Regions from separate parts of the Homo sapiens genome. Here region 1 is linked to region 2. Evidence: read pairs that join two places in POLR2A ChIA-PET (ENCODE). Cell type or tissue: PC-3. All regions are shown on one strand.

Region 1 (2,500 bases), 200 kb before region 2:
GACCATGTGGCCACCTTCTGAAACACAATCATTCTCTGTCCAGCCACCACTGCCCCCACCAAAGACAAGTCAAAGCAGGATGAACCTACCTGCAAAATAAGCTTCAGTCCATGGCTGGGCATGGTGGCTTCTGCCTGTAATCCCAGCAGTTTGGGAGGCCAAGGCAGGTGGATCACTTGAGGCCAGGAGTTGGAGACCCAGGAGATGGAGGTTGCAGTGAGCCAGTCTGGGTGACAGAGTGAGACTCTGTCTAAAAAATAAAAAATAAAAAAGCTTTGGTCCCATATACTTGGCCTGATTACCCCCAAAAAGTGCAGCAAAAATCATTGTCCACATAGATCCTTCTAAATTGGCCTTGCTGGAACCTCACACTGTTCCATTATAAAAGAAAATAGGTTCTTACTCAAATTATGCCAAGAAACACATTGACATATCAGAATTTTAGGAATCTCATACAATCCTAGAACATATATTAACAACTCATCTATATAAATATAACCCTAAGGGCCAGGCGTGGTGGCTCACGCCTGTAATCCCAGCACTCTGGGAGGCCGAGGCAGGCGGATCACGAGGTCAGGAGTTTGAGACCAGCCTGGCCAGTATGGTGAAACCCTGTCTCTACTAAAAATACAAAAATTAGCCGGGCATGGTGGCACGTGCCTGTAATCTCAGCTACTTGGGAGGGTGAGGCAGAAGAATTGCTTGAACCTGGGAGGCAGAGGTTGCAGTGAGCCAAGATTGAGCCACTGTACTCCAGTCTGGGCGACAGAGTGAGACTCCATCTCAAAAATAAAATATAACCCGAAGGAAGCTAAACACCACCTTGGATCTGACAATGTTTCCTGCATGATTCTAAAATAACAAATTAACCTAAGATATCTCTCTTGGACTTGAGGGAACCTAATATCCAAAAAAGTTAGTTTGAGGTCAAAAAGACTGAATTTAGACCTTTAAATTGTGCTCCTAGAAATTTTGCCAATTACAAAAATTTTAAAACACTTGATATCACAAAACATGATCACAGGTCACAATAAAATAGTCATTTATGGCCGGGTGCAGTGGCTCACACCTGTAATCCCAGCACTTTGGGAGGCCAAGGCAGGCAGATCATCTGAGGTCAGGTGTTCAAGACCAGCCTGGCCAACATTGTAAAACCGCGTCTCTACTAAAAATACAAAAATTAGCCAGGTGTGGTGGCACGTGCCTGTTAATCCCAGCTACTTGAGAGGCTGAGGCAGGAGAACTGCTTGAACCTGGAGGCAGAGGTTGCAGTGAGCTGAGATTGGGCCACTGCACTCCAGCCTGGGCGACAAGAATGAAATTCTGTCCCAAAAAAAAAAAAAAAGAAAAAAAGGAAAACACAAGTCATTTATTTAGCCAAAATGATAAAACAAAAATATTTACCTTTTAATAGGAGATACAGTTTCTCAAACAATAAGACAGCATGAGACCAAACAAATCTGTCCCTCTCCAATCCATTTTTTCCCTCCAGTTTACTTAAACAAAACTATTTTCTCTCTTATTAATATTATACAAATTTTGTTCAAAAGAGAAAACCCAAATTTTACCTTTATATGGTGTATTTATTAATGTTAAAGATAATTTTAATAAAACTTTATCAATAAATCTATCTAATTTTCATTGGTTTGACCATAGGGTAAGATTTTGATAAACTTTTTATAAGCTTTCATGATTTTCTATTAAAAAGAACAGATCAATGCTCCACAAAAACCCTTACTCCTGACACATGGGCTCAGACCCTCACCTTGCATCAGTGTGCTTTTGATATTAACGTTTAATTTATAAGAAAAACTCTGAACTAATTTTATCCCTCAAAATTGGCCCTTATAATCTCACACACCCACCTCATCCGTGATAGTTCCTGGGCCTAGAGGGATTGAATAGTTTTGGTTTTTTTTCTTTTTTTTTTTTTGAGACAGAGTCTCGCTCTGTTGCCAGGCTAGAATGCAGTGGCACAATATTGGCTCATTGCAACCTCTGCCTCCCCAGTTCAAGCGATTCTCCTACCTCAGCCTCCTGAATAGCTGGGACTACAGGCACCCGCCACCACTCCTGGCTAATTTTTGTATTTTTAGTAGAGACGAGATTTAACCATGTTGGCCAGGATGGTCTCGATCTCTTGCCCTCGTGATCCACCCACCTCAGCCTCCCAAAGTGCTGGGATTACGGGTGTGAGCCACCGCACCTGGCTGAATAGTTTTAATTTCTAGCCCTGTGTCTCATGAAAACAGTTCATTTTGATTGTCATTTTTCCCTGGATCTGAAGACAAGACTTCCACTGGTTTTGATGTTCAAGACTTAGCAGGGGTCAGTGCCTTTTTCAGACCCAGGAGTCAAAGTTGTGAAACTTAACAGCACAAGGATTAGTTAATAGGGTATTTATACTACCAAAAGGCCTGTCATTCTAACATGCCACACATTGAAACGCTGTGATTTGGTGTCTAGGAGTTACTGCTTGCAGCACTTCAAACCACTGTAT
Region 2 (2,500 bases):
GGTGGAAACACAGACAGGGCAGGGGTGGTGAGGACGGGGGCTCTCCAGATCTGTCCCCCTCCCCATCTCCAGCCCCCCTCAGCAGGCAGAATACTGGACCTCTATCCCAGGCAGCATTTGCCACATTCCAGTGGGTTTGTTTGTTTGTTTGTTTTGTTTTGTTTTGTTTTTTTGAGACAGGGTCTCATTCTGTCCCCCAAGCTGGAGTGTAGTGGCATGATCATAGCTCACCACAGCCTCGACCTCCTGGACTCAAGCAATCCTCCCAACTCCTACCTTGGCCTCCTGAGTAGCTGGGACTACAGATGCATGCCACCATTCCTGGCTAATTTTTGTGTTTTTTGCAGAGATGGGGTTTCACCATGTTATCCAGGGTGGTCTCAAACTCCTGGGCTCAAGCGACTCACCCACTCAGCCTCTCAAAGAGCTAGGATTACAGGCCTGAGCAATCGTGCCCAGCCTCTTCCCATTGCTTTTTTGTTTGTTTGTTTGTCTTTGTTTTTTGAGATGGAGTCTCCCTCTGTCACCCAGGTTGGAGTGAAGTGGTGTGATCTCAGCTCAATGCCATCTCTGCCTCCCGGGTTCAAGCAATTCTCCTGCCTCAGTCTCCTGAGTAGCTGGGATTGCAGGAGTCTGCCACCACGCCAGCTATTTTTTTTTTTTTCATAGCAGAGACGGGGTTTCCCCGTGTTGGCCAGGCTGGTCTTGAACTCCTGACCTCAAGTGATCCTCCCGCCTCGGCCTCCCAAAGTTCCTTCCAGTGGTTCTCAAGCTGCCCCCACCTCATGGAGTCCTTTTCCTGTTTCCTTGGGGGCAGATATGATGCTTTGGCCTCTAGAAAAATTCCCACAGCTCTGGGGTGGAGAGCTGCTCACGTATTTATTCAAATCTATCTGCACCCACCCTGCAACTGGCTGTTTCTGGGACCTGCCTCAGTTTCCCCATTGTTCTCTGATTCCCCAGGAATGTTCTCAGAGAGCCAACAACGGGAGGTTCACCCTGCGGGACCTGCTGATGGTGCCTATGCAGCGAGTTCTCAAATATCACCTCCTTCTCCAGGTGCCAGGCACATCTCTAGGCGTGGGCTCCACGTACCTACTCTCCTGTGTCTATAAAAGTGGGGACGGGGCTGGCTTCTGGGGGTTGGGTCTCTAGGACGCTCGGGGATGGGTCACTGGGGTCATGTCTCAGCCTCCAGGGTCAGCAGTACGATGGAGGAGCTGGTGAGCTAGCATTGTTTGGAAGGCCCTCCCCGCAGGGAGAAGGGGAGGGGCCCAGGTGACGTCTGACGTCTTGGTTCTCTCAGGAGCTGGTGAAACACACGCAGGAGGCGATGGAGAAGGAGAACCTGCGGCTGGCCCTGGATGCCATGAGGGTGAGTGGGTGTAGGGTGCTGGTGACTCACCTGCTGCAGACACCCTCCTGGTAGGGGCTGATCCTCTAGCCGGGATTAGGTAGGAGCCTGGGTCGGCTGTTGGGGGGCCAGGTTCACCCCTGCCCCCTCCCCAGGACCTGGCTCAGTGCGTGAACGAGGTCAAGCGAGACAACGAGACACTGCGACAGATCACCAATTTCCAGCTGTCCATTGAGAACCTGGTGAGGCGGTGGAGCCGGGTGGGCCAGGGGTGTGGCCACGTGGGGAGAGTGTGTGTCTGGCTCCTTTCTTGGGAGACCCTTGCTAGACCCCCTGCCTACTGCATAGGACCAGTCTCTGGCTCACTATGGCCGGCCCAAGATCGACGGGGAACTCAAGATCACCTCGGTGGAACGGCGCTCCAAGATGGACAGGTGGGTGGAGTCAACATGGATCTGGGATGGAGCCTGGGCAAAGGGGTGGGACCAGGCTCCTAGATGGGCAGGTGGGTGGAGTCAACACAGATCTGGGTGGAGCCTGGGCAGGGGCGGGGCCGGGCTTCTAGATGGACAGGTGGGTGGAGTCGACATAGATCTGGAGCAGAGCCTGGGCAGGGGCAGAGCCAGGCTTCTAGATAGGCAGATGGGTGGAGTCAACACAGATCTGGGAGGAGCCTGGGCAGGGATGGTGCCAGGCTCCTAGATGAGCAGGTGGGTGGAGTCAACACAGATCTGGGTGGAGCCTGGGCAAGGTGGGGGCCAGGCTCCTAGATGGGTAGGTGAGTGGAGCAAACCATATCTGTGGTGGAGCCTGGGTAGGGATGGGGCCAGGTTTCTAGATAGGCAGTTGGGTGGAGTCAACATAGGTCTGGGGAAGAGCCTGGATAGGGGCGTGGCCAGGCTCCTAGATGGACAGGTGGGTGGAGCCAACACAGATCTGGGGTGGAGCCTGGGTAGGGGTGGGGCCAGGTTCTTATGTAGACTTGTAGGTGGAATTAAGATGAATTTGGGGAGGGACCTGAGTGGGGGTGAGGCAAGATTTCTAGACAGACAGGTGGTAGACCCATCCAGAGAAGGCGGTGGAGCCTTGATGGACAGGCAGGACAGGGCCAGCGAGGGGTATGGGTGGAGCGAAGACTGACAGGCA

Evidence for each region. Peaks named below come from ENCODE experiments on the same cell type or tissue, not always from the same donor. Only the 100,000 strongest peaks of a DNase experiment are listed, where the experiment ranks them.
Region 1: POLR2A ChIA-PET joins it to region 2 with 14 read pairs; 2 of 35 experiments call an interaction of 5 or more read pairs at or near these places.

Annotation. Positions count from the first base shown.
Region 1 is chr19:6,623,473-6,625,972 of GRCh38, forward strand. No RefSeq gene overlaps it. Among named protein-coding and RNA genes, the nearest start is that of CD70, 34 kb to the left of the region's middle. In PC-3, no CTCF peak of the experiment used is centred here; no DNase peak of the experiment used is centred here.
Region 2 is chr19:6,827,113-6,829,612 of GRCh38, forward strand. VAV1 (vav guanine nucleotide exchange factor 1) reads left to right here. Exons shown (of 27, transcript NM_005428.4): 10 at 964-1,059; 11 at 1,307-1,375; 12 at 1,510-1,596; 13 at 1,703-1,788. Among named protein-coding and RNA genes, the nearest start is that of VAV1, 56 kb to the left of the region's middle. In PC-3, no CTCF peak of the experiment used is centred here; DNase peaks (open chromatin) are centred at 1,339 and 1,969; H3K4me3 peaks cover 772 bases; H3K27ac peaks cover 919 bases.